Regions from separate parts of the Homo sapiens genome. Here region 1 is linked to region 2. Evidence: chromatin loops called from intact Hi-C (ENCODE). Cell type or tissue: CD14-positive monocyte. All regions are shown on one strand. Links, peaks and the distances in the headings refer to the core of each region. The heading gives the core; the rest is flanking DNA.

Region 1 (16,462 bases), core at 4,518-12,517, 58 kb after region 2:
CCCACTTGCCGACTCTGCCCAGAATGGAAGCTAGCCCTGCATTTCACATCACTTCTAACCAAGTAGGGCTCTAAGTTTAAGTTTGAGGTTAACCTCAGGGGGCATTTAGCCACACCTGCCACCTCCTCTGCCTGGCCTCATGGGTGGGAACAGACTTCTTTTGGAGAAAGGGAAATGCTTGATGCTGCTAATTAACTGTGGGAGGAAAGGAAGCCCTCTCCAGACAGCAAAAATACCAAAGAAGAACATTATAAAAAGCAGCCTTTGTACCAGCCAGCCACATCATTCAGCCCAGCCCAGGCTGGGGCTGGAGGGAAAAATAACAACTCTAGCAGCCACTAAGTTCCTGCATCCCAAGTGGGCACCTCAGGAGGTCATGCCCTGAGTGAATGTCTGCTAGAGGAGGGGGTTCCAGGACGGTGGCGGGAGTCTGGCTGCCTTCCCAGCTGGTTTTTGGCAAACCACAGGAAGCTGCCTGAAGCTGGCATGTTTATATGGTGACTTGTGAGACTTCCTTAGAATAGCAACAGGTCTGTTTCATAACTTAAAAGCCAAAGAGTGTGTGTCCATGGAGGTATGAGGTGGAGCTGCAGGACCTTACTTTAGAGTCTGGGTAATCTCACTAGGGCAGGTCGCTTTCCCACCCTGTGCTTATCAATTTAGGGGCTGATCCTCACTCTGCAGATGGGACTATCTTAAACAGAGAAGTGTCAGCTTCCAGCCAGCCCAAATCCCTGAGGCTTGATTGCTACAGGGCTGAACTAAGTTTGAGTATCTGGGAGACTCAGGGTTCAGCAGGGAGTCTGTTGGGGAGGGCTGGGGTTGCTTCAAGAATTGGGATTTGTTCACAAGTAGGAGGGCAGTCAGGCTTTTTGGCTGGGACCTTAAGCTCAAGAGGCTGCAGAATTTGGCTGCTGACCAGTACAGGGGAATGAGGTGAAACCTGAGGGTGGCCTGAGAATGGAGGATTGAGGAGCTTAGAATTTGAAAGCTGTCAGAGCTACATTGGAGGCTCTTGGAAGGCATGTTTACAGGGTCTGCCTTATTTTATAGGGGCTGGGACTGATTCCCAAGACTCTAAATTGCCAAAAGCAGGAAGTTGGGGTACTAGGATTTCATACCAGGCAAGTTTCCCAGTCTCTCACTCCAATAACATTTTTGCATCTGGGCAGACAAATGGGAGATTCCACCACAGTAATACCACATGTACAGGATCCTTGGCAGCTGCGCGTGTGGTGGCACATCCCTTTCCCTCCCTTCCTATTGATATAGGATCTCCTTTATAGATTCTTCAAGTGTCAGAACTGAAAAGATTTTAGAAGCCATGTAGACCAATTATTTTATTTAACAGGAAAGGAAACAGAGAACCAGAGAAAAATGACTGGCACAAGGGCATATAGCTAGTTAGTAATCACTAGTATTGAAGCCAGTTTTGTTGACAACCAGTCCAGGGCTTTTTCCACAACACCACGCCCTTTATAACAAATAACATTCGTATATCAGGGGCTTCTACCCATTCCATATTGTATTTCCCATTTTACTCTCTTCCATGGAGAGTACCTTGAACTGTACCTTGCTCATGGTTAAACTACTTTCTGAAAAGTTTCCAATATTTGGTATTTTGACAAAAAAATAAATAAATAAATAAATAAAATAAAACCCTATTAGGTTAGAAAGAAAGAGGTTATCACAGCCAGAGGCTGCCCATGTGAAATGTGACCAGGGTGGAAGAGCAAAGTCCCAGAGTCTAAGGCCTTGATGCTCAAAGTTGTCCATGGACCAGTAAGCATGGGTATCACCAGGGAGTCCCACCCAGATCTGCGGAATCAAAACCTGCATTTTAACAAGAGCCTACATGATTTGACTAAGTTTGAGTAGTACCTCTTTGAGGCAAGGCTCTGCAAAAATTCCTTCTCTTCCTCTTCCTCCCCAAATGCGTAACCTTCTACCACCTCCCTCTTGCTCCTTTCTTCCACATGCTCTGTCCCCAGTTTTACTATGTTAATCTGGTTCTGCCTTTTCTTGAAATTTTAAAGCCACAAAGGGGTGGAGTGGGGGTGGGGAGGGGGGACTGGATGTATTTTAAAAGGGGACTGAAAATGGAAACTTTTGAGAAAAATAAAATATGGCCAATTGGGAAGATCTTTTGCAGCTCCAATGTCACGTTGTTAATGTTGAAATATAAACATCTACTATGTTTATATTGGCTTACTTGTAAAATCATCAACTTTGGTTATATTTAGGAATTTGATGGCTTGGAAAGCACACTGAAAAACTCTGAGAACAAAAATATTTTTCCCCTTAACTTTATGGAAAATAAGAAAATCTCTTTCAAAAAAAACAATTCCAAGAACGTCTTTTCTCTACTTTCTTTATTATCCCCATCCACCATGGCACCATGGTACATTTTTTCCTCTTAGCTTTCTTACTCTCTTTGTTCCTAGTTCAGTTTTCTCATTTCATTAACATTTTTAAAAATTGGGGTTTTCTTATTATTTATTTTTTATTTAAAAATTAGGAAATAGAGAAGTAAAAGAAAGCACAACAGAATCCCGCTGATGTAGAAACTACATAAACTTCTTATATAAAGGTATCTTAAACCTTTTTGTGCATATATTTGTTAACAAAAATGGGATAATTCAGAATATAGTAATTAATATCTACTTACTTTTAAGTGGAACTATAAAATACTAACTTCTTTATATCTGTGAACATACCTCAACAACATTATTTTTGTTAAATTCTGCCATTGAAATTGTATCATGATTGATTTGGTAATATTTCTATTGCTGGATATTTAGGTAATTCAAACTTTTCACTATTAAAAGCACTACTGGGCATGGCACAGTGGTTCATGCCTATAATCTCAACACTTTGGGAGGCTCAGGCAGGAGGACTGCTTAAGGCTAGGAGTTTGAGACCAGTCTGGGCAACACAGTGAGACCCTAATCTCTAAAAAAAAAATTAGCTGGACATGGTGGCCCACCCCTGTGGTCCTAGCTACTCAAGAGCCTGAGGTGGGAGGACCTCTTAAGCCTGAAAGGTCAAGGCTGCAGTGAGCCATACTTGCATCACTGTGCTCCAGCCTGCAACAGAGCAAAATCCCATCTCAAACAAACAAACAAACAAACAAAAAGGAAAAGGAAAAATAGAAAAGCAGTGAAAAGCAATACTGCATATTCTTAATGATTTTATTACCTTAAAAAAAACTATTTAATTAAGTCATGAACACATAAAGGCATCATTACACTTGTGAAAAAAATTTAAGATAACATGAAATGCTTTTTGACCCTCATTGCCAGCCCTGGTTCCCTTCCTCTCCCTGCTCCCTTGTTCCAGCTCTCCCACTCCCACGCCAGCTCGAGGAATCCAATCATCAACCCAGCTTTTGATGGGGATGCATGGGGTGCAGGGTACAGAATTAAGTGTTATAAGGATTTCAGTCAATGACAGTCTCCACCCTAGTGAGGGAGAACAGGCATGCATTCATGGGGAGATGCGAATAACAATTACAAGCCGTGCACCATACCACTGAGAGCAAGCTAAGGTTAGGCAAACTGAGCACAGTCCCAATTACTGCTGAGTGCACATGAAGTCCTCTTCAATTTTCAGCAGGATCACTGCTCCAGGTTTTTACTTGACCTCCTTGCCTATAATCTCTCCCTTTCAACCCATCCAGTTTACTGCTGATAAAATAATCTCAAAAGACACTCTTCTGATATGTGTGATCTTGTTCATTCCCTACTCCTCTTATTCTCCCTGCTAACCTTCCCCTCATCTTCAAGACTCAGCTCAAACTTAAATTTACTCAGTATGCAGCTACGGAGCATATATTAGGTGCTAATCACCTCTTCTAAAGCTTTCCTCACTCTAGGTTCTGTGAGCAACTCCCTCCTGGCTTTTTCTCTTGTAACAGATTCTAGTTTGTTGGGATTGTTATTTTTCTGGCCTACCTCAACCCCAAACCATGAGTTCTTAAAGTATAGGACCTCCATCTTATCAATCCTGTACCCTCAGCACCCAGTACAGTGCTGGGTACATAGTTGATGCTTAATATTTGTCTGCTCAACAAAAAGAATAAATAAATGAGCTTCCCAGAAATGTCCCACTGGTTCTTAATGTACTTTTAGGATTTGGAGGTTACTTCTTGCTTAGAGTAAGAAGCAACTGCGTTAGGTGGCAGAAGTGGAGGGAGCCTTTGAGGTGACATGTTCTAGCTCCTTAAAGGGACATGTTGGTTCTTGCCCCATTCTAAGTCTTCAGATTCTACATTTGAAACAAACAGCCTATTGCTGTCTTTGCAATATAAGAGGTACTAAGGAAGTGTTTGTTCAAAAAAATAAAGAAAAGGGGCTTTTTTGATGTTGTTGTTTTTATTTTTTGAGATGGAGTCTCACTCTGTCGCCTAGGCTGGAGTGCAATGGCACGATCTCAGCTCACTACAACTTCTGCCTCCCTGGTTCAAGTGATTCTCCTGCCTCAGCCTCCTGAATAGCTGGGATTAGAGGCGCCCGCCACCTCGCCCAGCTAATTTTTGTATTTTTAGTAGAGATGGGGTTTCGCCATGTTGGCCAGGCTGGTCTTGAACTCCTGACCTCAGGTGATACGCCTGCCTCAGTCTCCCAAAGTGCTAGGATTACAGGCATAAGCCACCATTCCCGGCCAAAGGAAAAGTTTTAAAAAGATCCCAACTTTCCCTAGTCAGGAATTGGAAGTTTGTAAAGCTCAAACCTATTGATGTTGCCCCCTTGCCTAAATCCCTTTGGTTGTTTCCCATTGCTGTTAGGATAAAGTTCAAAATTTTAAACTTGACCAGCAAGGCCCCACATGCCATGAAGGCTGCCAACCTCACCAACATCCTGTCACATCATTCTTCTTGGATCTCTTCACACTCCAGCCCCACAAGTAATTTCTTTGTTTCTCATGGGCACCACACGTCTTCAAAAATGCTTCTTATGCCTGGAACGCTCTCTGCTGTAACCGACACCCACACCCATGGCCTCACACTTCCCCATGTCACCTGGCTTATTATACTGCATCCTCTTGTCTCAGCTTAGCTGTCACTGCCTAGGGAAGCCTCTCTGGACCACACTCTAAGTTATGTCACCCCACTGCACATTTGCATAGCACTCTGTATTTTTCCCTTATGACACTTTTTATTAGTATAACTTGATAGTTAAGTGTGTATTATTGAATGTTTTCTTCTTAATCGCCACCTCCTGATTCCAGACTATAAACTTCAGGAGGACAGGATCCATGTCTGTTCTGTTCACTACTTTATTGAAGGGGCTTTACCTACATTATCTCATTTAGTTGAACAATCCTGCAAAGCAGATATCCTCATTCTTATTTGGCAGATGTGATAGTGATGTGTGAAGCTGATAGACTTGTGTGATAACGTCAAGATTTGAGCATGGTTCCATCCATATTTCTAAAGGGCTAGAAGTTTGTTTATTTGGGTTTTGGATTATCAGGACCTGAACTCAAAGTCCCCCTGAACTACAGTCCCAGTTCCACCACTTTCTAATTTTATTTTATTTATTTATTTTTGAGACAGAGTCTCATTCTGTTGCCCAGGCTGGAGTACAGTGGGGCGATCTCAGCTCACTGCAACCTCTGCCTCCTGGGTTCAAGTGATTCTCCTGCCTCAGCCTCCCAAGTAGCTGGGATTATAGGCGCTTGCTACCATGCCCGGCAAATTTTTGTATTTTTAGTAGAGATGGGGTTTCACCATGTTTGCCAGGCTGGTCTCGAACTCTTGATCTCAGGTGATCTGCCTGCCTCAGCCTCCCAAAGTGCTGGGATTACAGGTGTGAACCACTGCACCCGGCTCTAATTTTGTAATTCTAAGTGAGCCTCTTCATATATATAATAGGGATAATATTACTTATTTTATCTATCTCATAACATTCTTCAGAGGATCAAATGAAATAATAGATATGAAGTGCATGGTAGACTATAATCCACTCTACTAATATAAGTGAAACAAGTAGCTTTTTAAAAAACATTTTTGCAACTTCCGCCTCCTAGGTTCAAGCGATTCTTATGCCTCAGCCTCCCAAGTAGCTAGGTTTACAGGAGCACACTGCCAGGCCTGGCTAATTTTTAGTAGAGACAGGGTTTTACCATGTTGGCCAGGCTGGTCTCAAACTCCTGACCTTAGGTGATCTACCTGCCTCGGATTTGACCTTCCAAAGTGCTGGGATTACAGGCATGAGCTACCATGCCCGGCCTCAAGCAACATTTTTTATCAGGCTCAAGCCTATAACGGCTGCTGCTTATCTGGCTGGCCGCTCTGGATATGAGTTTCTTGAATAAAATTGTCAATGTGGAGACACTGAGTCCAGATGTCTCTGTACATTATCTAGGGGAGGTTGTTAGCCCAGGACTGAAATTGACAACAAAAAGATTAATTTTGAATGACTGCATCCATTTTACAGAATGAGAACTGTACATTTAGTTTTTTCATAATGTAAATAAGGCCAATAAAGAATATGCAGTGGATTTCTAGTATGTAACCTCTAGTCCCTGCTCGCCAAGGAAAAGATGAAATGGTTAGTTAAGTGTGGTTAATGATTAGCATTAATGGTTAAGCACTTAGGCTTTGGAGTCAGACATTTGAGTTCAATTCTCTCAGCTCTACATTTACCAACAGGGAGAACTTGGGCAGGTTACTGCTCTACAGCTTCATTTCTACATCTGCAAAATAGATCTACCCCTCAAATTGTTATAAATACTAAAACTAATAAAGTAAGTGCCTGCACATAGGAAGCCCTCCATAAATTTGGAGAGTTATTGCCATCCCAGTCCTCTTTCTTTCTTGGCTTGCTGATCCCTGTGCACCTATTTCTTGCATGTTTCTTCCATTCTAATTGGAATGATGATTTTCAGGTGTCAGGGTCTTAAATACTAATGACTGAGAACACTGCCTCTCAATCTGCATCTGGTCCCAGCAAAGCCAGCTTTGTATATAAAGAGGAGATCTCTCCTCTTACGCTCTTTGCACAATGACTCTCACTAGTTTCTTGTGCTTCTGGGGAAGCTTCTCCTATTGATGTAGAGCAGAAAGTTTTTCTATTCATATTTGAGAAACTGCATGTCTTGACTCAGCTACTTTTGACTGGCACACTATGGGTGGGAGGATTTTTATTCTCTTTGGCTTTGGACACCAAGAGGATGTGCAATTTGGAGCCACAGTGAAAAAGAGGTTTTACTGTTCAGTCACTGCAAGGCTACTATTAATATCACATAGGCTACATAAGATTAGATTCATTATTATACTTAAGAAGGAAGTCTTTCTGCAATTTTGAACTAGGAGCCGGAAATTCCAGCTATAGCGTTATATTCTGGTTTGTGTGTGTGCTTTCACTTGGCATTTTTTGAGACACTATCGTATTCTATTCTCTGGAAGACTACAAAGATGAATGGCATCTTCCCCTCATCAGAACTTGCAAGCCTGTGTAGGAGATAAAAACACAAATAATGGGAGGGAGTGAACAAGTATGGGAGGAAGGACATTCTGAGAGAGGCCCCCTCTTTTCTGGATTGGGATTCATGTGTACAGGGTGGTAAAGTAAGAGAGTGAAAAGATGTCAGGCTCTGTGCGTACCAGGTGGTAAAGTAAGAGAGTGAAAAGATGTCAGGCTCTGTGCATCACCACACTGGGCCTGAATCTTATTAAAGTTACCCTGAGCAACCCACTTGCCCTTTCTGAACCAGTTTTCTCATATGAAAACAGAATAATCATGCTTACCACATAAGATTTGTTGTGCAGATTGAGTGAGATAGAGTACATAAAGTGTCAAGCACAATGCCAGGCTAATTGTAGATATTAGCCACATGGATAAAATTATGATTAATAGGCCAGGCGTGGTGGCTTACTCCTGTAATCCCAGCACTTTGGGAGGCCAAGGCGGGTGGATCACCTGAGGTTGGGAGTTCGAGACCAACCTGATCAACATGGAGAAACCCCGTCTCTACTAAAAATACAAAATTAACCGGGTGTGGTGGCACGTGCCTATAATCCCAGCTACTCGGGAGGCTGAGGCAGAAAAATCACTTGAACCCAGGAGGTGGAGGTTGCAGTGAGCCGAGATCTCACCATCGCACTCCAGCAAGAGTGAAACTGTCTCAAAAAAAAAATTATGATTAATATCCAAAAGCGTAGATAGTATTAATAAATGTTGTCAGTATATAGGGGCAGTGGATGAGGTGTAATGAAAGAGACCTTAACTCTCATCCTAGTAACATGGTGGCCATGGACCATCTTCCCAGATATACAACTCTGCTGTACCAGTAAATGCGAAGTGCTTCCTGCTAAACATTTGCCACTCTTCTGACACAGATAGTGATATCCTGTGGTCACTTCCCTCCCCTGGTCATATGTTAGGTAGTGGTTTCATGCACACTCCACCCAAGATGGTGGATTATCTGACAGTAACAGAGAAACAGGAAGAACAGTGGTTTCAACTGAAATAAGAGGTGATTTATTTTTCAGTAAATAACTTCCATTCCCATCAGTTCCCTGACCAAACAATGTGCAAGCTGTAATGTGAAATGATAAGGAAGCCAAGGCACAGCTTTTGGAAAAGCTGAAAGCCTCTTTAATATTGGATGCAAATTCTGTCAACTGTAGCATGCCGAATAAGATGGTGGCCGAAGAGAACTGTGGTCAGGATAATGACTATAGCAGACAGTGGAAGGAGGAAAGGCGCCTGGCACCATGCCTGTAAGTGCAACTGCACTTCCCTCAATAAAACTGCTGCTTTGCCCTAAAATCTCACATTTGGTTTGACCAAGGTAGGAAAAGTGATCCAGATTAGAATAGTCGCTCAGTAGAAGCTAACCCAGGTCATTTATTATAAAACTCCTTGATTTATGGGAAATACGGAGTTTCTAGTAGGAAAAAATGAGGCCATAGTTGATACCATGGTTGTTAGTCATTAGAAATACCACTATGGACTTTCTTAGGTTTCCAAAAGTATTATTCTCACAGGGAAATTGTAACATCTAAAGGCTGTATTGGCATTAATATGGTCGTATCTAAGTTCATCATGATGACCATCATAATGGTACCATTTTTGAGCTTTCAGCTTAGGTCATGGAGATTTGCTTCTGAAGACCCCCACCTTTGGTTAAAACTGTACAAGCCCTGGAGAGGGGCTTATGTTCAGGATCTAGGCTAAAATCTCCGTAAGGTTAGAGACCTTTTCTATCTTCCTCAGAATGGTGTCACACACGGAGCTCAGCACAGTGTGCAGTGTAGGATGAGTGTTCAATCAATACTTGTTCAGTATTTGATTCAACATTCATTATCTCTTTTAATCAAAGCCACCCTGAAAGCTCAATATTATTAGCTCTAGTTTGCCTGCTTGTTTCAATGGTACATACAGAGTTACACAAGTGATGGGGTATTGTAGAGGTGAGAGAAGGATGCTCTATAGTGGCATGATCTCTGAACTTAATGTGGGAGAATCAAGGAAAATATTGTTTACGTGAAGTTCCTTCCACAGAGTTGGGCAGGGGAGGGTGGCTCTGTTGGCCATTTGACTAGAGAATGAGCTCAAAACCATGTTCAAGGGGAGAGGGAGCATCAAGGGGAGATGTTTGGAGAATACTTGGGCACTGTAACAACCATCCTCACATAGCCAGGGCCCACTCAGAATGGAAGAGACTGTCTTGTCCTGTATAGGCCCAAAGGGCAGAACGCAATACAAGTTTTAGGGAAAGTGATTTTGGCTTCACACAGGGAAGAACATTTAACCCTTGCTGCTGTTCAGAAATAGAATAGATCACCTTGGAGGCAGTAAATCCTCTGTCATTGTGGGTGTCCAAGGAGGAATCACATGATCACTTGAGAGGGATATTGGGAAAGAGATTTAAACATTGACTAAGAGGAGAAAGGCATTGGGTTAAATGAGTATCTCCTTTGTGTCTCCTGTATTCTATGATTCTATAATCCTTTATTTGAAATTTGTGAATATGGCATTAAAAAATGAATGTATTTAAAAGGAAACTAAGTAGTAGGTTACGTCCAATTGTGTGAGTCTACAAAATCCCCTAGGACAGAATCTCCATCTGTGTGACAGAGCACTGGGTTCCTAGAACCCATGCTGATGCCTGGCACATGGCACACCTTCATTAACATGTGTTAAATGAATCAGTGGAATTCTGGATATGCTAAGGACTTATGCTGTGAGCTCCTCCTTCCCAAGATGTCATGGAGTGAGATAGGAATGAAAACTGAACCCAGATCAACCTTCCTGTTCCCCTTTCCTATGTACAGAAGTTTGGTCTAGAGGGAAATAGTTGCACTTACTTGTGGCTTAAATGTTTGACTCACATAGTTTCTTCCTCTGGAGAAATGCCTCAATGTGTGTATTTTCTGTTGGCCCCACAGCTTAGAAGCTGTTGTGAGTAAACCACACAGAAGCCAACTTGTGGATTGCTAGGATGAGAGGTCCGGCAGGGGCCTGAGGGATGCCCTACTCTGTGATATGCCGGAGCAAAGGGACATAAAATAACAGGCAGAAAACCATAATCCAATATGGGAAGTCACCCCAGAGGTGACCCTGGAGAAACCCCAGAGATAAGTGTATCTAGCAGTGTGACTGGCATCTCTTAAGGGCTCAATACAGCATATTGAACAAATGAACAAATCCAGAAGGAGTGCTGGACTAGGAATCAGGAAGCCTGCACTCCCCTCTGGATCTATGTGTCACTGACTGTCTGTGTGACCTTATGCTCTCTTGCTGTTATTTGGGACTACCAGGCATTTAAACAATTGTCATATTTGGGGGATACCAGTTATAGAGACAGAAGAGCATATTTGTCTCAACTAGTTGGAAATGGGAAGTGGGTGGCTTCAAGGGCCACTTTTACAAAGTAGAGTAAGTAGGATTGTGTGTATACTTGGATGAGACATGTGAAGAAAGGAAGGTGGTCCAAAGCAACTCCTAGATTTCTGACTTGGGCAGCTGGTGGATGGCGACAATGTTTACTGGGATGGGAGCAAGCAAGTAGCCACGGGTTTGAGAGGAATCTGATGATGGGCACCTTGTACTCCCAAAGCCCACATATTCAGAAAGACTCTGGCCCTTTGGCTCTTTCCCTACCTCTGTGACTCTGAAAATAGGCCCTCTGCATGAGAGGGATGGGCCACTGCAAGGCAGGCAGCTCCAAACGTGATGGAGCCTCAGGTTATGCTTCCTGGTGCTGGAGTGCTTCATGGGGCTGGAGTAACTCGGCCCTAATTCCCTCATCCATCTTTTTTCTTATTGCTAAAGCAGTTCCAGAAGGCAAATATGGAGATCTGGGACCCACAAGCCTAAAATGATAAAGAAAAGAAGAGAACCAGGGGTGGCGTCAAGATTAGAAGCTGGTTTGCTGCCAGAGCTTTGCTTCCTTTAATGCACTCGCCCACACTCTCCCTGTTTTTCAAAGACCAACTGCAGGCTTGACTCCTGCAGCCATGTCGGTGCCACTAGGCCTTGGTGCCGAATAAATAAAACTAGAGGGAAAAAATACAGTTGTCTGAGGACTGGGGATGGCTGGGAGCATCCAGCTTAGTGTCAAACTGAGGAAATGGTAGGATGGGAATCGATATGTAATCGAGAGAACAGATCTCCCGTGGACACAGACACCACCCTGATCTGAGCCTCATTTCAGTACTGCAGGCCTGGGTAGAGTCAGCTGACCCCAAAAGCACTGTGCTGGAGAATAGAGAATGACTGTCATTCTATGATGCCTTCTGAATATCGCTGCATAGACAGCATGCACTCTTTATAACAGCAGAAAGAGACATAAAAGAGACAAGGGTGGGGAGAGCAAATGTAAAAATATGAGAAATTATGCCCCTCGTCTTTAATTTTTATTATTATTATTTTTTTGAGACAGAGTCTTGCTCTGTTGCCCAGGCAGTAGTGCAGTGGCATGATTATGGCTCACTGCAGCCTCAAACTCCTGGGCTCCAAAGATCCTCCTGCTTCAGCTTTCTACATAGCTAGGACTACAAGCGTGTGCTACCACACCCAGTTAAATTTTTTTTTGTTTTTCCATTTTTTGTAGAGACGAGGTCTCACTACATTCCCCAGGCTGGTTTTGAACTTCTGGCCTCAAGCGATCCTCCTTGGCCTTTTAAAGCACTGGGATTACAGGCATGAGTGACCACACCAGGCCTTTTTTTTGAGACAAGGTGTGGCTCTGTTGCCCAGGCTGGAGTGCAGTGGTGCGATCTCGGCTCACTGCAACCTCCGCCTCCTGGGTTCAAACCATCCTCCCACCTCAGCCTCCCAAGTAGCTGGGATTATAGGCATACACCACCATGCCTGGCTAATTTTTGTATTTTTGATAGAGATAGGGTTTTCCCATGTTGCCCAGGCTGCTCTCCAACTCCTGGGCTCAAGTGATCCTCCTGCCTTGGCCTCCCCAAGTGCTGGGATTACAGGCATGAGCCACTGTATCCAGCCCTCCGGCCTTCATTTTTAAAAAGAATAAGTTTTATTTTTCTTTCTAATTACAAAAACAACATATACTCATGGTAGACAATCTAAGAAATACAGAGACCTAAAATAAATAATCAACTGTAATCCCACTAACCACTGTTGCTATTTGATGAATATTTGAATATTTACTGAATGCTGACTGTCTGAGGCACTCTAACAATCCTAAGGCTCAGGTAGTAAAATTATTCCCCTTTAATTAATGAAAGAACTGAGATTCAGCGAGGTTAAGATTTGCCTAAAAACACACAGCTGATACGTGGTAAAGCCTGGATTTGAACCTGGTTCTGTATCCCAATTTTCTCACAATATTTTATTTGTCTTGATCTACCAAGATTTGTCTTGGTATTTGTCTTGATACCAGAGATGATGGTACATCATCAAACAATCCCAATTTTCAAATGGGAAATACTTCAAAGCAAAAAGATACTGCATGAAGATGTTTCAAAAATGCGTTTTGTCTTTCAGGTCTTGTCACAGTTATTGCAATTTTGTAAGATCATTCATTGCGAAAGTGGTGTTTTGATTCTTTGCCCTTTCCGGCAACAAAAACAGAAAGCGACTTCCCTTCTATCATTTGGCCTGAGGCTTCTTTCTGCTTCTGCCCAAGGCAGACTGTGGTTAGCACTCAGTGCTTAACCTCTTCCTCCTGCATGTCCCTCTGAAGTAATACATTTTTGTTTTGACACTTTGGATATACTGGACCCTAAAAATCAAGCCAATAAGGAGCAGCCCAGAAAGGAAGAGAGTGCCATAGTCTCACCTGTGTTTTAGGGAGGTTAGTTTTGTAGCCGTGCAAGGGCTGGCTTGATTAGGAGATCTTAGACTCAGAGAAATTGGTTATCACTTTTAAAAAATGAACAAATGACATGGGTAACAACCTTACCCCATTCATAAGCTTCACCATCTCTCACCACATCTCTGTGTCCAGCCCCATTCCTGAATTCCTCATCTGACCCTCATTTCATCCTGACATTAAGGAGATTATCTACACAGATTATTTGATGATTTTTTAAAAGCTGAAAATTTAATAATTTATTCTTTACAGTAATGAATTAAGTCTGAACACTGAAATATCACTGGCACTAAAACTACCTCAGTAAAACATCATGTACCCAATACCCAATCCTGACTACCCAGTTTTGTTCCCCAGCCAGTCTAGCCCTGACAGTTTTAGACACTTCCTGCACATTCTCCACCATTAACCAGCTCTAGCTCCTCCTGGTAACTCTACAGTGGCTCTCAAGATAGAATTGTCATTAAATGTGGAAACTTTGGTTATCTTTATTTTTATAATTATTTATTGATTGATTTATTTTTTGAGACAGAATCTCACTCTTGTCATCCAGTCTAGAGTGCAGTGGCACAATCTTGGCTCACTGCAACGTCTATCTCTGGGTTCAAGCAATTCTCCTGCCTCAGCCTCCCCAGTAGCTGGGTTTACAGGCATGTGCCACCATGCCTGGCTAATTTTGTATTTTTAGTAGAGATGGGGTTTCACCATGTTGGTCAGGCTGGTCTCAAACTTCTGACTTCAGGTGATCCACCCGCCTCGGCTTCCCAAATTGCTAGGGTTACAGGCCTGAGCCACTGCATCTAGCCAGAGATCAATTTTTAAAAATTCTGCATATGAGTGAGAACGTGTTGTGTTTGTCTTTCTATGTCTGGCTTACTTCACTTAACATGTTTTCCAGATTCATCCATGTTGTTGCAAATGGCAGGATTTCGTTATTTCTTACGGCTGAATAGTATTCCATTGTGGTATATATATACATATATATATATCACATTTTCTTTATCCATATTCATCCATTGTTGAACACTTAGATTGATTCCATATCTTGGCAATTGTCAATAATGCTGTAGTAAACATGGGAGTGCAGATATCTCTTCAATTTACTGATTTCATTTCCTTTGTATATATACCTAGTAGTGACATTGTTGGATCACATGGTAGTTCTATGCTTAATTTTTTGAGGAACTTTAATACTGTTTTCCATAATGGCTGTGCTAATTTAAGCAGTGGTAACTTCGGAACCAAGCTGTCTGAATTCAAATCCCACCTTTACCAGTTTGCATGTGACTTTGGGCAAGTTAATTACCCCATGCCTCAGTTTCCTTGTTTACAAAATGGAGAAATAGTATCTATTTTATAAGGTTGTTGTGAGATCAAATACTTGTAAAGCTATTGCTTGTAAAGCTCTTAGAATATGGCCTGGCATATTGTAAGCACAGTGTAAATGTTAGCTATAAAGACAAATGGAGTCATCTGTCCATCTTGTCATCTCAAGGGTCAGTGGTCAAGATATATTTCTTAAAAATTATTTTAAATTTTAATGGTTTTCCTATTTTATTTATCGGCATTGCAGAGTAATTTTGTTGCACATGCACAGTAGTTTGTTTACAAATTATACATCAAATAGATTTGTATGGGCTTGTCTAGAAATCTTAACCATTTATAACATTGTGTGTCATATACATATCTCTATCTATCTAAATTTATATTTGTATGCACACACACAAAACACTTTTTGCAGTAGATTTTTGGACACAGATTTTATGAACTATATCCAGCTTATTTTATAAATTTATTTTTCTTCTATGTATTTTTCATTTTCCAGAGGTTGGGCTCACAAAGCATTGTCAAGACTTGAGGTGGCCTTGAATAGCATGCTAGAATTTTGTATTTTATTCCCTGCGTTATAAGGATATGCCCAGAAAGGAAGAGAGGGCCATAGTGTAACCTGTGTTTTAGGGAGGTTAGTTTTGTAGCAGTGCAAAGGCTGGCTTGATAATGAGGTCTTGGAGTCAGAGAGATTAGTTAAAAGGCAGTTAGAATAACTCAGTCTGAGAACCTCAATTAATGTGCTGGACAAGAGGGAATACATGTAAGAATAATCTGGGGATAGAATCAAGAGGACTCAAGAGTGCAGTGGTGAAATGGTGGAGAGAATTCCAAAGGCTTTCAGTTTCGGTTGATGAGAGGCCGGTGAAACCATTAGGAAAGACAGCCTTCTCTATTACTTCCTAAATACAGAAGGGATTCAGAATTTTCAAGGAGAGGTAGAGGTAGAGACTGTAGAAGGTCAGAATATAAAGCAAGCCTATTCCTCAGCTTAAAAAACTTGGCATCTGAACCTAAAACTAAACAAAGTTGGAATCTTTTGTTTAAAAAAAAACAGAACATATTTAGTTGATAATGATTTTCACTGATGATTCATTTGACCATGATAATTAAACACATTAAATGTTACATTCCAGGCAGTATCAGGTAGATGCTAAGTTGTGAAGCAACACACTTTTTCATCCCTGCAGATCTGAAAGTTTACCTTTTCCAATACAGTAGCCAGAGCTCTGGAAAGAAACAAACAAGGCCACAAGTGCCCCAACTACATCCTTTTCAAGATGCGAATGCTTTCCACCTCCATCCAAGACTCTCAGAGCCTGTGTGTTCAGTGGGCAAAGAACGAGACAACAAGATGCCTTGGTCCAAGACTGCATGGGCAGTTAACTGTGCAGCAGGGAATGGCTGAGGCCTCCAGCCCGGAAATGGTGTGCTCTTACTAAACCACACTTCTCTCCCACCTCCCTCCCAAAAACTCCAGCTCGCATAGGGAGAGTTTCTGAGAATGAAGCTTTTCTATATTGTATCTGTGGGTTCTCTTACCGTGTTAGCTAAGTCAGAAATCCAGATGCATGACAAATACAGTGGTACTAATGGCGACTAAGGGACAGATATATATATATATATTTTTTTTTTCTTGGCTCACTGCAACTTCTGCCTCCTGGGTTCAAGTGATTCTCCTGCCTCAGACTCCTGAGCAGCTGGGATTACAGGCACATGCCAGCATGCCTAGCTAATTTTTGTATTTTTAGTAGAGACAGGGTTTCATCATGTTGGTCAGGCTGGTCTTGAACTCCTGACCTCGTGATCCACCCACCTCGGCCTCCCAAGGGAGACA
Region 2 (16,462 bases), core at 4,535-12,534:
GGGTCATGAAAAAGAAAGAAGTGGATGTCAAAGACCACCTTGGCCTAGTCTACCTTCCTTTGACATAAGGTTGCCCCAGAGTTGGAACGGGATGACATTTGAGTAACCTTCTAATCAGGACTGTACCAGGTCAGCCCTGGACTAAAAGGAATGAGTCTAGGATGGAATCTAGTCAGACACTGTATCAGGTGCCCTTAGTGGGAAGTAAAAGAGACAGATGCAGACCAGGAGTTTAAAATCCAGTTAAGACTCATGAAACAACAAAGAAAACATTCACAGAACAACACAGCAATTAACTTACTAGTTACTATTTACTGAGTGCTTTCTACATGCCAGTGTTTGCATTAAGTGCTTTACAAACATGACTTAACTGAAAATGATTTCTATTGCCCTTGATGAAGAAATGTAGGCTTGGAGAGAATGAGTAACTTGTTCAAGGTTATACATCCAATAAGTGTTGAAAACCAGATGTGGCCTCAGGTTTGGCTGACTCCAGAACTTGCGCTTTTTGTGCACTACACTAGAGAGCCTCTATCATTGAGTCTCTGGTATGCAACCTCTGGTCCAAGTGATTACCTAAAATCATGTGGTAAATTTTACCATGTTCTCAAGGTTTAAAACCTTTCCACAGCTCTCCACTGCCTTACAGAATGTGTTAAACACTGGAGTATTTGACTGAACCAAGTAGAGGTAACTGAGTTGAATGAGGTCAATGTTGGTTTCCAAAAACAGTGAGTTTACTTGAAGTTTACTTGAAGGAAGTAAGGAATATGGAATATCGAGGAGAAAGAACAAAGCAAGGACTAAACCTAGACCTGGAATATTTCAGGGAAAAAACCCTAGACTTACTTCTACATCCACTAAAGCCAAACTTCTGCACCTACCAAACCAAACTTCTCATGAACACACACACACACACACACACACACACACACCCCACAGAACCTATGAGATTCTACTAATTTTTTTTTACCAGATAAATAGAATAGTAAAATTAGTAGGGTACATTTTACCAGAAGTAAGCTGTTTTTACTTACAGCACTTCTGACACCAACTTTTTGGGTTGTTTTCTCACACCAACCAATTCTCCATGTCTCTGGAAATTGACTGGGTGTCCAACAATCCAATTCAATTAGCACTAACTACTCAGAGTTGGCCTCTGACTCTTCAGGTTTAAGGGCTCAGAGCCACAGGCTGCCCTCATTTCAGATGCTACGTGCAATATCAGATCACCTGTACTTCTCCACCCTCCCCTAGCTTTATTAAGCTATAGTTGGCAAATAAAAATGATATATATTTACAGTGTACAATGTGAGGTTTTGATATATGTATATGTGGTGAAATAATTAAATCAAAGTAATTAACATATCCATCACTGCACATACAACTTTTTTGTAGTGAGAACATTTAAAATCTATTGTCTTAGCAATTTTCCAGAATACAATACAGTATTCTTAACTATCATCACTATGCTGTACAATAGATCTCCAGAATTTATTCATCCTAACAGTTAGAAACCCTCTACCCTTTGACAGTATCTCCCCATTCCTTTCTCCTTACCCCCAGGCCCTGTTAACCACCATTTTACTCTCTGCTTCTATGAGTTCCACATATAAGTGAGATCTGTAGTATCTGTAGTCTTTCAGTGCCTGGCTTATCTCACTTAGCATAATATCCTTTAGGTTTACCCAGATTGTCATAAATGACAGAACTTCCTTATTTTGAAAGGCTGAACAATATTACATTGTGTGTGTGTGTGTAAAACATTTTCTTTATCCATTCATCCATTGATGGACACTTAGATTGATTTTCTGTCTTGGCTGTTGTGAATAATGCTGCAATGATTGTGGGGATGCAGATATCTCTTCAATATATTGATTTCCTTTCTTTTGGATATATATCCAGAAGTGGGATTGCTGGGTCATAAGGTAGTCCTATTATTAATTTCTGAGGAACCTCTACGTGATTTTCCATAGTGGCTGTACCAATTTACATTCTGACCCACATTGTACAAGGGTTCCCCTTTGTCCACATCCTCACCAACATGTATTATCATTTGTCTTTTTGATAGCTATTCGAACATGTGTGAGGTGATATCTCATTGTGGTTTTAATTTAACTTACATTTTCCTGATAATTAGTGATGTTGACCATTTTTTCATATACCTGTTGGCCATTCATACGTCTTCTTTTGAGAAATGTCTATTCAGGTCTTTTGCCTTTCTTTTCTCTTTTTTTTTTTTTTTTTTTTTTTGAGACGGAGTTTCACTCTTGTTGCCCAGGCTGAGTACAATGGCACAATCTCAGCTCACCGCAACCTCTGCTTCCCGGGTTCAAGAGATTCTCCTGCCTCAGCTTCCTGAGTAGCTGGGATTACAGGCGTGCACCACCACACCCAGCTAATTTTGTATTTTTAGTAGAGACAGGGTTTCTCCATGTTGGTCAGGGTGGTCTTGAACTCCCAATCTCAGGTGATTTGCCCACCTCGGCCTCCTAAAGTGCTGGGATTACAGACGTGAACCACTGCACCCGACCCTTTGCCCATTTTTAAATCTGGTTATGTGTTTTCTTGTTATTGAGTTGTTTGAATTCCCTGCATAGTTTGAATACTAACCTCTTATCAGATATATGGCTTGCAAATACTTTCTTTCATTCTATAGGTTGTTTCTTGTCTTTTTTCTCCTGCACATAGCTTGTATTCCATAGATTGTTTCTTTTTCTATAGGAAGCTTTTTAGTTTGATGCACTCTCGTTTGTCTATTTTTGTTTTTGCTGCCTGTGCTTTTAGGGTCATAACCAAAAAAAGTTATTGTTGAGGACAACGTCAAGAAGCTTTTTTCCTATGTTTTCTTCTAGTAGTTCTACAGTTTCAGGTCTTATGTTTAAGTCTTGAATCCATTTTGAGTTGATTTTTTTTTTTGCATATGGTGTGAGACAAGGGTCCAGTTTTATTCTTTTGCATGTGGATATCCAATTGTCCCAATACCATTTATTGAATAGTCTGCCCTTCTCTCATTGTGTGCTCCTGGCACCTTTGTTAAAGATCAATTGACCATAAATGTGTGGAATTATTTCTGGACTCTCCATTCTGTTCTATTGGTCTATATGTCTGTTTTTAATGCCAGTACCATGCTATTTTAGATCACCTGTACTTCTATATGACCAGCCATAAATCAAATATCCCCATAACCCCCTCCTAAGTTTCAATGATTTCCTAGACTGGCCAACAGAACTCAGGAAGGCACTTTACTTATATTTGTATTTTAAAGGATACAAATGAAGAGCCAATGAGTGGTATAGGGACGAGGCCCAGGAAAGTCCCAAGCATAACAGCTTCTGTACCATGGAGCTGGGGTGTGCTACCCTCCCAGAATGCGGATGTGTTAACCAACTGGGAAGCTCTCTGAACTCCATTGCTTATGGGTTTTTTTTTTTTTTTTTTTTTTTTGAGAAAGAGTGTCGCTCTGTCGCCCAGGTTGGAGTGCAGTGGCGCAATCTCGGCTCACTGCAAGCTCCGCCTCCCGGGTTCACGCCATCCTCCTGGCTCAGCCTTCTGAGTAGCTGGGACTACAGGCGCCTGCCACCACGCCCGGCTAATTTTTTGTATTTTTAGTAGAGACGGGGTTTCACCGTGTTAGCCAGGATGGTTTCGATCTCCTGACCTCGTGATCCGCCCACCTCGGCCTCCCAAAGTGCTGGGATTACAGGCGTGAGCCACCGCGCCCGGCCAGCTTATGGGTTTTTATGCAAGTTTCATTAAGTAGACATGATTCATTAAATCATTGACCATTGGTGATTGAACTCAATCTCTACCCCCTCTCCCCTCCCCAGCAGAATGGGGATGAAAGTTCCAAGTTTCTAATCAAGACTTGGCCTTTTTGGCTTCCAGCCCCTATGCTGAAGCTTGCTAGGGGCCGTCAGCCACCAGACATCTAATTAGCATGCAAAATATAGTCTTACCCTTATCATTCCCAGGATTCCAAAATGTTTCGGGAGCTGTGTGCCAGGAATCTGGGACAAAGATAAGACAAAGATATTTACTTTTTATAATACCATAAAGGCCATTTTTGCTTGCTGCTTCTTGTTATCTGGTGATGTTGTTAAGCATGAAGAAATCATTCTAAAATCTGAGGCTGAAAGTTCATATCAATAACTAAAACTGTACAGATTTAAATGTGTGTTGACTTTAACTTAGAATGCACATCCATTCAGATGTTACATATGCACATTCACAAGGCACATTTGAAGCCTATGCTGTGAATGAAGAGTAGTCTGGGAGGCCCTGCAGCCCTTAGCAATTTGGTCTTTACTTGGAGTTTGTATTTCCTTCCTCGCTTTTTATATTACGTGGCCTTGTCTCATGATGGCACCATTGTGACATATTGTACCAGCTGGCCACACTCTGTTCAACTGTTGTTTGCTTAATGCATTCTCTCATGATAAACTGGACCCAAAGCTTACCTATTCTGCCCCCCACTCCAACTTTAGAATGGCAGGCAAATGATGAAGTTTCCCATGGGAAATCTCTTTTATTTCTTTTTAATATTTTATGTATGTATTTATTATTTAGAGACACTGTCTCTCTCTCTCTCTGTCACCCAGGCTGGAATGCAGTGGCGCAATCATAGCTCACTGCGGCCTAGAATTCCTGGGATCAAACGATCCTCCTGCTTCAGGCTCCCAAAGCGCTGGGATTACAGGTGTGAGCCACCACGCCTGACATCTGCAGGAAATTTTAACTTTATTTTCACCACCATTAGTTCAATTACGATCAAGAATTTACACGTACAAGTCTTGTAAGCAGCTTTGTATTGCTTAACTCCATTTTTGCAATCATCTTAGCTACTGTTTCTGTATTGATGTTACGCAAACGTATACCACTTTATTGGTAAACTGTTTGTTATTTTGTTTTTATATTTTAGTTGGTTCTACTTCTTTGGGTGTCTTTTCTATTGTCTTATTCCTTAATGTGTATGCTTTAAATGTGTATGTCTGAGATACTGTTAAAAAAAAAGATTAATTTTACATTTGGATGGCTGGTAAATAACATAATTTTAGTGGACATTTATTACAATAAATAAAAGAGAAGAGTAAATTCTTGTAGGTTTCTATGAAATCAGTTTTCTTGTAGCATTATACTCACCTAATATAGACTAAACAAAACATTCCTGTGCTTAACAATTAGTAGCAAGTCCATGCCATTCACTAAATATTTATTGAGGACTTTCTCTGGGCCAGACACATATGGGGTAGAGCTCACAGGACATAGCAAGATGCTGTGTGTCTAGAGTTAAAAGAGCAACAACAGGCCCTATCACTCTTCTGCTTAAAATACTTGGATAGCCTTAGGTCCAAATCAGTTCAAAATATTCCTTTACCATCCAGACACTGGCTCAAGGAGCTCAAAAAGGGAAAAGGTGGCTTTAAAATACTGAGCTGTGGCTGGGTGTGGTGGTTCATGCCTGTAATCCCAGCACTTTGGGATGCTGAAGAAGGTAGATCACCTGGGGCTAAGAGTTTGAGACCAGCCTGGCCAACATGGTGAAACCTCATCTCTACTAAAAATACAAAAAATTAGCTGGGTGTGGTGGTGCACACCTGTAGTCCCAGCTACTCGGGAGGCTGAGGCATGAGAATTTCTTGAACCCAAGAGGTGAAGGTTGCAGTGAGCTGAAATTGCGCCACTGCACTTCAGCCTGGGCAGCAGACTGAACACTCTGTCTGAACAACAGCAACAACAAAAAGATGCTAAGCTGTGCCTCTGACCCTGCATTTTTTCCTCTTTGCTATGTCTTAGTACTTTCTGGTCATGTTTCATATTAATTATTTCTGGTTTCCTGTCAGCTTTGAATTAATCCTAGCTTTGTCCCCTGGGCCCTCACTTTCAGATCCTCTCAGTTCTATTCCATGCATATTATGGGGAGTGTCTTACCCTACCCATAACCACACCCAGCTTCTGTAAGTATAATCCCAGAATGGCATCTGAGACCCCACTTGCCTGGCAGAGGAGTTTCGATGTGTTCCATAGCTTTGATGTTACTATTCCTTACTTTAAGACACAAGATGCTTTTAGATCTGACACATGTTCATTTCACTAGCTTGTCTCCTGCCATTCCTCAACTAGGATGTTATGGATCTGTCCTATTGAATTTCTTGAGCAGTTTCTGGAGCATGTAATTTTATTTCCCATCTCAGTTTTTGCACATGGCACATTTCCTTCTCATAAAAACCCTTGCTCCACCATCCCCAATTCTCCAGCTATCTCCTCCTCTTAACCTCAAAGCTAGTTTCAGGGGTCGCATCTCCCAAGAAGTTCCAATCTCACTTAGATGCTTCTCCTTTAGGCTACAGTGTTTATGGCACAGTAGCAATTGCTTTACTTATGTGTCTCCCCCCTGCTCCCAGATTTTGAAAGAGGTTACCACATTTTATTCGACTTTTTTTTTTTTTTTAAACAGAGTGTCACTCTGTCACCCAGGCTGGAGTGCAGTGGTGCCAGCTTGGCTCACTGCAATCTCTGCCTCCCGGGTTCAAGTGATTCTTATGCCTCAGCCTCCCAAGTAGCTGGGATTAAAGGTGGGTGCCACCACACTTTGTATTTTCAGTAGAGACAGGGTTTCGCCATGTTGCCCAGTCTGGTCTAGCATTCCTGAACTCAGGCCATCTGCCAGCCTTAGCCTCCCAAAGTGCTGGTACTGCAGGCATGAGCCACCATGCCCAACCTTTTATTAGACTTTCTATCCTATCCCTAGCCTATGATAGGGACTCATTAAGTGACTATTGAGTAAATCAGTGAATGAATGAATTAATGAATAAGTGAATATATTGCCTAATACGTCTACTTAAAGCCTCTTAGAAAGCAGGTGTGGTATGAATTGTAAACAAACAATAGTACTACAATCTTAATATGGAGGGTGAAAAATAGAAAGGTCTTCAACAGATAATATTTTTTTCTATTTATATATGTTCCTTTTTTTCTAGATATGAGCAAAAGTCTGAGTGCCAATTGCTGAATCAAGATTTACCCAAATGTTACCAAAACCAATGGCAAGTTAGTCAAATTTAGGACTCATCAGTGAGTTAACAATTATTGAGTATCTATTATGTGCACATCACTGTTTATAAGGATGTTGTGATTTAGTGAGGGAGCATATACAAAAATAACCCTGAGGAAGGGCAGACTGTAATAATCAGATTAGAGACTCAAACCACATTCTGTGGGATTCAAATGGAAAAAAAGATTAATTCTTATTAGAAGTAATGAAGTCAACAATGTATGGGGTGGGCACAGGCTGTGAAAATCAGGACAACCAGCTAATTAATGTTGCACAGAATAAATGGTGAATTGCATAACATCTATTGCTTGTCAGCTGGTTGTTTTGCTCTACAACTGCCTTAACCTCTGAGTGACATGGAAGTGAGAAAAAGAAGGAAGTGCAGCAGGACTCAAAGGGGAAGAAATGACTCTTGCTAAAGAAGGAAGAGAAGTGGAACCAACCACAGGGAGGAGAGATGGGGTAAAAATTGCTTTGAGGCCGGGCGCAGTGGCTCACGCCTGTAATCCCAGCACTTTGGAAGGCCGGCCAAGGCGGGCGGATCACGAGGTCAGGAGATGGAGACCATCCTGGCTAACACGGTGAAACCCCGTCTCTACTAAAAAAAATACAAAAAATTAGCAGGGCGTGGTGGCGGGCGCCTGCGGAGGCTGAGGCAGGAGAATGGTGTGAACCCGGGAGGCGGAGCTTGCGGTGAGCGGAGATCGCGCCACTGCACTCCAGCCTGGGCGACAGAGGGAGACTCCGTCTCAAAAAATAAAATAAAATTGTTTTGATTCCGTTGTAGCATTTCCTTGAGTCTCTTCAGTTCTAAGAATAGGGAAAGGAAGAAAAGAAGAGAGCCTGTCATGGAACCAAAGGAAGACAGCATCAAAATAAGGAGAAAAGAGCAAAGAAGCAGAAACAACTTGGAATTATGCCACAGAATTATGCCACCATACTGCTGCTTATAAAACGTTCATACTGAAAACGTTTTAGTGACGGTACAAATAAAAAGGTGGAGGAGGCATGGTTGTAGATAACGGTCTAAGGAAAAAAGTGTGTTACTATGGTTATCATTAGAACTTTTCACAAATAGTCCCACTCTTCCCATTAATGTACACTGGGGGATCAAACTGCCACCTCCTTTGAGGATTTATATGGCTGTGTGGCTTGCATTGGCCAATAAAATGTGAGGGGAAGTGACAGATATGTAGAGTGTATGAGAAATACCTTGCAGCCACTGAGATTTGGAGTGTTAGTATAAGCTAACCTGTCTTTACTAATACAGTTACCCACAAAGAAAAGGAAAAGATTGCTAATATTTATGCAAAAAAAAAGATTGAGAGAGATAAATTTGTAGGACAGGTCAAAGGAGTACTATAAGAGTTGGATTTAAGTTAGAAATAAAATGTAAAGCTAAATAGTTAAGCATTATAAAATGTGTAATAATTTCTTTCTTCTAATTATTGTATGTCTTTCTCTTTGTAATATTCTTCTTCATACACAGCATCTGCTTTTACAGTTTCAACTACTGCCTCAGTGTGAACACTTAGAAACTCATCTATCTGTTTTGACAATAATATTCACATTTCTAACTGCCTACAAAAATGTACATATTTTAAAAGACTCCCAGTACAACTGTTCACACATGTTCATGTCTAAGAATGAAACAATGAAACTCCCTAGAAGACCAAACCTCCCCCAAAAAAATTCCTTTCCCCTTCCTGTTAACAAAATCTCCCCTCAAGCTTTGCTAGTTAACTTAGATCACTTCCTCCTTATTCCTCTTTATTCAATCTCTGCTTCAAAATGCCTCTCAGATTTACCACTTTCTCTACTCACATCTCAGCTACCCTAGTCCAAATGTATTTAACTCATAACTGGACCATGGTCATAAACTCCTCTCCTCCTCTCCAATATATTCTCCCACCCCTCCATCCTGCCCACTCTTTCCAGACTAATCTTCTCTCCACAAAGATCCTCTGTGACCCCTCAGCCTGTGTCCAACAGCATTCACCATAGCCTGCCCCTCCAGGCCTCTCCCACTGCTTACCAGCTGCTGTGCTCAGGCTGGCGTGTTAGGTGTTTGCTGTGCCGTGAGCCATTCTGCTCATTCCTCCTTCCTTATTTTACCAACATTTTTACCTCCAACTCTGCAAGTGCTCTCACTTTCATCTTCCCAGTAAAAAATCCCACACATCTTTAAAGCTCACCTTATATCCCTTTTCCTCTTTTCCCAGAAGACTTACTCAACAAATCCCACCCAAAGAGATCCCTCCCTTTCTCTACCCACATAGCACTAGTCACAGAGTTTAAAGTTCTCTGAGAAGTCATATAGAACAATCCTTCAATTTTATAGTTGAGGTTGAGAGACTTGGTTAGTCCTGCAACCAGTTAGTGACAAATAAAACTAGAATCCAGATGTCTCGAATGCATTTTCTTTCCCACTGCATTTTACTGCCTTTTCTTTGTTAACTGCAAGATGTTTTACAGTTTAATCCTATTCAACCTTATATTTTGTTTAGTGTTTAAAAATCATGTATCCTTGATTAGATCATAGGCAGCTTAGGTGCAATGATGTGATGCAGGGTCTATATTAGATAAAAAGCCCTTATTGAGGGGGCATTTAAGGCTGTCGTTCACAGTAAGGTTTAATGTAGGGCCAAACCATTAAACTAATATGTTTTGGAATAATTGGGAATCAGAGCCAGGAACACAAATCAAACCAAGGAGAAAAAATAAGAGAGTAATTTAATGTCAGGAGCTTAGAAAACCAGAATCAAGAGAAATGAGGAAGGTTCCAGAGTACAAACTCCTTGGTTGAATTATAGGTGGTTCAAGAGAGGTAGGTCAATAGGGACATGTTCCTACCCAACTCCTAGAACAGCGGGTATAGGAAGAAGAAAATGGATCCTTACCAATATCCCCACAAGGCTCCTCTGTCTAGCTAGAGAAGATGACCCTAAAAGGGGACACCAAGCATAAGAAAGCATGATTTCTAATTATAGAAGGTCTTGCCAGCCAGAGGGGCTGAGCAGGGAGGCCAGAGCTGCTCAGATCCAAAAGGTGCTAAGATGCCCTTAATTGGCTGTTGGCGCAACCCCATAATCCTCCTGAGGCAGAAGGATTGCTTTAGCCCAGGAGTTCAAGTATTTGGTGCTCCCATTGCAGGCTTCAGAGTGTGGGCTCATCAGAACCTATCCCTCTTGAACCCTGGCCCAGGCCCCTGGACAGAGGCCTATGCCTCTTAACTCCTGTCCTGGCTGCAGGACAACAGATCTAATCTACCAGTGATTGACTTGGCCTACCTGTGCTAACTCCCTATATTTTGTTAATATAAACAGCTTAGCATGGAGTATAAAGGATATTGCATGCTTTTACCCCACTTTTCGTGTCCAGTTTTATTTCCCAAGGTATCCCTTTACTTATCTTACATGATAGCCATCCAGGCAGCCACAATTCCTCACATATAATATACACTTTCAGGCCTCCTTGTGCTGTTCCCTCTGCCTAGAGTGCTCTTCCTGTTCCCTTCCCACTCTATCTGACTGACAAGAATGTATTTATGTTTTGAGATCCAACTCACATGCTTCTGCTGCAGTGAAGTATTCTCATATCCCCCCTAATCAGAACAGAGGAACTCATTCCTTTCTCTAGACTCTCATAATCAGTTACTTGTGTTTTTCTTACAGCACTTTTTAAAAAATCTGCTTTATAGTATGGTATAGTTTTAAAACTTCGCTGTATTATATTCAAGCACCTTGAGAAAAGGGACTATGTCTTAATTTTCACTGTACCCTCACAGGACCTAGTCCATCCTGTTGAATAAACATGTTGGGCTAGGCCAGGCATGGTGACTCACATCTGTAATCCCAGTGCTTTGGAAAGCTGAGGCAGGGGGATCACTTGAGGCCAGGAGTTCAAGATCAGCCTGGGCAACATAGCAAAAGCCTGTCTCCACAAAAAATAAAACTAAAATAAAAAACTAGCTGGGCATGGTGGCATGCACCTGTAGTCCCAGATATTTGGGAGGCTGAGGCAGAAGGATTGCTTGAGCCCAGGAGTTCAAGGTTACAGTAAGCTATGATCCCACCACTGCACTCTAGCCTAGGTAACAGAGAAAGACCCTGTCTGCCTTAAAAAAAAATTAATAAAATAAAATATGTTGGGCTAAGTCTTGAATTGTTGTTTCTATTTTTTAAACAAACTATTTTTTAGAGCAGTTTTAGGTTCACAGCAAAATTAAGTGGAAAGTCCAGAGAGTTCCTATGTATCCTCTGCCCCAACACACACATGGTCTCTCCCACAATCAACATTCTGCCTCAGAGTGGTACATTTATTACAATGAATGAACCTACATTGACACATTGTTACCACCCGAAGTCCATAGTTTATATTAGGCTTCACTCTTGGTGCTATATGTATATGGATGGGTTATGACAAATGTATAATGACAAGTATCCACCACTATATCATACAAAGTAGTTTCACTGTTCTAAAGATTCTCTGTGTTCTGCCTATTCATCCCTCCATTCCTGCTAACCCCTGGCAACCAGTGATCTTTTTTACTGTCTCTGTAGTTTTGTCTTTTCCAGAATGTCATATAGCTGGAATCATAAAGTATGGAGCCATTTCCAGTTGTCTTCTTTCACTTAGTATAATTATATGGATTTAAGTTTCCTTTATGTCTTTTCATGGAGAATAGAGAGAATGCCACTCTTTTCATGCTTGATAGCTCATTTCTTTTTAGTGCTAAAAAACATTCCATCCTCTGAATGTACCATGGTTTATTTACCAGTTCACCTACTGAAGAACACCTTGGTTACTTCCTAGTTTTGTCAATTATGAATAACGCTGCTATAAACATTTGTGTGCAGGTTTTTGTGTAGACATGAGTTTTCAACTTATTTGATTAAATACCATGAAGCATAATTGCTGGATCATATAGTAAAAACATGTTTGGTTTTGTGAGAAACTGCCAAGCTATCTTCCAAGGTGGCTTTGCCATTTTGCATTTCCACCAGCAATGAATGAGCTTTCTTGTTTCTGCATATCCTCACCAGCATTTGGTACTATCAGTGTCTTGGATTTTTGCCATTCTAATAGGTGGTAGTAGCTCACTGTTTTTTAAATTTGCAATACCCTGATGACATATAATGTTGAGCATCTTTTTATGTGCTTATTTATCATCAGTTTATCTTCTTTGGCAAGGTACTATTCTCTATTTTTTACCTAAGAAAAATAAATACATGCCAATTTTTGAAACAATATACTGGTTTACAAAGTAAAAAGTTGAAGTTCTCTCTCTCTCTCTCAATCCCACTACCCAAAAGTAATCACTGTTAACATTGTCTTCATTCAAGACATGTTTCTATGCATTAACATACCTACATATGTATATTTTTATGTACTCATTTGATTTTTCTTTTAATAGTATTTTATGAGTTACTTTTTAAATATATGTTAAAGGTATATTACTTTACTATATCCTGGAGACCTTTCAATGTCAGTAATGGGTGCAGAATATGCCAGAGGATGAATGTGCTATAAAGTAACTAATGAGTTCCTTATTGGACATCTATGTTGTTTTTTAAAATTTTTCTTTCTTTTTTTAACCTTTAGGCAATTCTGTAATGAACCACCTTCTGTATATATATACATATCTCTGTACAACAATGCCAGTATATCTGTGGCTGGATTCTTAGAAATGGAATTGCTGAGTCAAAGATTACATAATTTAACAACATGATAGGAATTGTCCTCAAACTGCCAAACTGTGCACAAAAAAGGCTGTTCAAGTTTACACTCCCATCAAGTGTTAGAGAGTAGTTCAGTATTCAGAGAAGCCATAGAAGTTTTAAATATGTGCTTCAGGAGCTACTGGGGAAAACAAGGGAGTAAGAAAAAGGCTGGTAGTCCACACAGCAATCTCCTTTCCTCTTCAGTGAGAACACCTCTCCTTTGATCAACATTATTTATTCGGCTTAGTTTAAAATTCCTCTTGAGGAGAAGTTTCTGGGACTAAACATTTGAAAATATTTGAAATAAAAAAATTACCTGTTTTTAAGTGACAAAAATTATTAATTTATAAGTTACTTAGGAATGTTCTCAGGTGCAAGTAACAGATGACACAAACACAGCAGATTGAATCGGCGATGGTACAATTTTCTCATGTAACATAAATGCAGCAGCTGCATTTGTTGGGTGGCTCAGTGGCCTTTTGGGCTTTTCCTTCATGGTTGCAAGATGGCACTACTCCAACTCAAGCATCATGTTTGTATTCAAGACAGAAGGAAAGGGAGACGGTTTGTATCAGTCACTCTGACCCTTTTATCAGAATTGCATAAGTGCTCTTAGAAGCAGTCTGCTTCTCCCTAAGATCTTTGCTCAGATGTTATTGGGCAGAGCTTTTTTGTGTGTGTAGTGTCTAATGGTTGCAAGGGAGGTTGGGAAAAATGATTCTTTTTTTTCTGGCTTTTATAGTGGAAGCAGGCAAAAGATTAGTTGGGTGTAGTTGTTGGGTTAGCCGGTCATCATGCTCTGCCCCTAAGTGCTCAGAATACTGAAGACTAAAGATGCAATGACAAACAAGATAGTCCTTATTGTTTTTGTTTGTTTGTTTGTTTTTTGTTTTTAGATACAGCTATAATTTTATTACAAAACTGTTCTTTTGGCATTAGTTAGTTACAGTGATAGCAAGATAATGTGAGTGTGCAGACTGGCTCTGATGGAACCACTGTATTCCCTGCTTACTGAACCAAACTTCAGCTACCTCATATCCATTACATACAAGTGACCTGCAGTTATTACTGCTACAAATCTTGACGCGTGTACCGCTGAGGGAGGAGCTGATGCTAAGGGATTTGATTACATGTTGATAAGACTACAAAAGTTCGTTTATGGGACTTTTTCTTCCTCTTCCCATGCAATGACTTTGCTTTAGAACAATCACATGGCTTAGAGCTAGTCTGAGTAGCAGCAGCACCCAAGGAGCGTCAGTTCTTGTTAAAAAGCAATACCTGTGTGATGCATTTTTACGCCACAGGCAAAGGGAAGGATCACCCTCATTTTAAACTCCTGCAGAGTCCCTTAATAAAATATCAAAGCATTCCATCAAGTTCTTCTGGGTGGTGTTATTGCTGTACATTTGTTGGTGAGTCATTTTCTGTGCTGTGTTTGCTTTGAAAGGATCTTCCAATTTATCTCCAATATTCCTTTCTTATCATGTCCTTTTCTTTAGCTAGGATTTCACATAACCCTAATGCATTATTAAGAATGTCTTCCTTATTGACACACTGGTTTTCTAGCATGTCTTCATAGATACCCACAAGAAAGGCAATTAGGTAGGGGGAACTATGACTTGGTTGTAAATCAAGTAATTGATTTAACAGATTAGGATATTTGGAAAGACCACGATCCTGCAAAATTCCTTTCAAATAGTTCCATGAACTATTATGTGGTACTAGTTGAATCATTTCCAGAGTGTATTGGACTTCTCTCTCCAATACAGCACAATCATTGTAGCCAGTGGTGTTGGAAATAACAAAATATCTTCGGTTCCAGACAGAGTTATTTCTCACATCCTCTTTGAGAAGTTGGTCCACATACTGCAGCTCATTATCCCAAAGTTTAAATTCCTGAATAACCCATTGTCGATGCTGCCAGGCATGATAATTCTTTGCATCCTGATTAAGAATATTATCAATAAATTCAGGCTCCTGAGATGGATCTCTTAGCCATTCCACTATTACTCGCCTATTGTGACAAACTAGATAGTTTTTGGGCTGCCCCTCAATTATTTCAGTGATGTAGTTCATTTCCTCATGTAGATCCTTCTGAAGTGACTTTAAGAGAACTCTCCGGAAATGTCACACTGTATAATTGGCTGCATTTAACTCAACAGCATCCCGGGTTAGCTTAAAACCTCGTTCGCTTCTTTCTTCATGCTGCAGGACAGCTCGGAAGTAATCAAACATCTCTAAATTTGTCACTATAAATGATCTGGACCACGGGATTGGGGCCATCATTCTGCGGCACTGGATCTGTATCAGCCCATTCTGTTCTGTCCCTGTACGGGACATAGGAGGGCGAATCCAGGCTCAGAAACCCGTCGTCCATGGGGGACGCCACGGCTTCCCCAGCCTCTGCTGCCATCTCTTCCTCGTGCTGCTCCTGGGGCAGCGGTGGGTGCGGCTGGGGCGGGGGCTGCTCCAGCTGCCGGGGCTCACCGCCTTGCGCAGCCTCCCCGACCCCCTCGGTGGCCGCCATCTCAAGATGGTCCTTATTCTTAAGGTGTTAACAAACAGAAGTGCAAACAAACCAGTTTTATTGCATATTGGTGCAATAAAAACATTATATGTCCCAATTAAAAATATGAAGAGGAGATATTAGAGGCCCAAAGGAGAGAATGGTTAATTCTATCTCAAGTGGGGAGGGGTGGTAGGAGATCAAATAAGACTGTATCCAAAAAGTGACATTTAAACAGAGTCTTGGAAAATAAGTAGATGCTCAGCGGGTGAAATATATTCTAGGTAAAGGAATGGAGGTTCTGAGGCACAAATCCATGTGATGCATTCCAGGAGCTGCAAGCAGTTCATTATGACTGAGGAGGAGGTTTGGAGCTAGATGATGACCCAGGAGACCTAATGAGAGATGAAGCTGGAAATTGATGCTGGGACCAAGTCACACAGAGGGCCTCCTGTGTTTCACAACAAGGACTCAGGAAACCCTCGTGATCTGGACAGTATCATTGAGATTGTATCACCTAAGCTGTCCAGTGCAACCATGAAGTGGAAAGCATGTGAAAAAAAGTGTAAAGTACCTGAAACCTTTATTGGATTGCCCTTTCACCTGGGTGCAGCTACATTTTAACACCCGAGTAGCCTGCACACTTGCTAGCCCTATTGGGTAAATACTATTGAGTCCTTAATAAACTACTGAGTTGTATTTGCCACCAACTCCTAGGGAAAGTTACTGCGCTTCTCTGGGCCTCAATTTCAACATCTATAAAATAAAAATTTACCTTCGTAGTATAGAATTTTACTTTTGTTTTCCCCCAAATGTTTTCAGATGCATGATTCAGGAACATTAGTCTGGTATAATTAAAGGGAAAACATCAAGAAAGGCTTTTGAGTCAGAAAGACCTGGGTATGAATCCTGGCTCTCCATGTGTTAACAGAGTTACTATGTGACAACTGCTTGAACTGTGGTTTTCTCATATACAAAATAGGGATAATGCACCTATCAGTGCCTGAAGCATAGCTATTACCCAATAAGTAGCACCGTTTTTATATTGTTTTTAAAATTTACATCTACCCTATAAGGTAGGTGAAATAGGTCTAATGTTACCCTAAAGTTGAAGATCCAGAGGCTTGCAGGTATTAGTAATTTGACAAAAGAGCAGCCAGCTAGATAAGTGGTAGAACA

What was found. Peaks named below come from ENCODE experiments on the same cell type or tissue, not always from the same donor. Only the 100,000 strongest peaks of a DNase experiment are listed, where the experiment ranks them.
Region 1: it touches region 2 in a loop (2.9-fold over the local background); 15 of 110 quality-filtered maps call a loop at or near these places.

Annotation. Positions count from the first base shown.
Region 1 is chr11:86,135,737-86,152,198 of GRCh38, reverse strand. No RefSeq gene overlaps it. Among named protein-coding and RNA genes, the nearest start is that of LINC02695, 50 kb to the left of the region's middle. RefSeq lists an enhancer at 333-833 and cis regulatory regions at 424-934, 3,630-3,680, 8,224-8,606. In CD14-positive monocyte, for the core only: no CTCF peak of the experiment used is centred there; DNase peaks (open chromatin) are centred at 8,368, 9,848 and 10,358; H3K4me3 peaks cover 4,855 bases; H3K27ac peaks cover 5,893 bases.
Region 2 is chr11:86,193,976-86,210,437 of GRCh38, reverse strand. It overlaps the pseudogene FNTAP1. Among named protein-coding and RNA genes, the nearest start is that of LINC02695, 8.7 kb to the right of the region's middle. RefSeq lists enhancers at 7,227-7,727, 7,728-8,228. In CD14-positive monocyte, for the core only: a CTCF peak has its summit at 7,879; DNase peaks (open chromatin) are centred at 4,817, 7,437, 7,758 and 8,227; H3K4me3 peaks cover 5,082 bases; H3K27ac peaks cover 5,248 bases.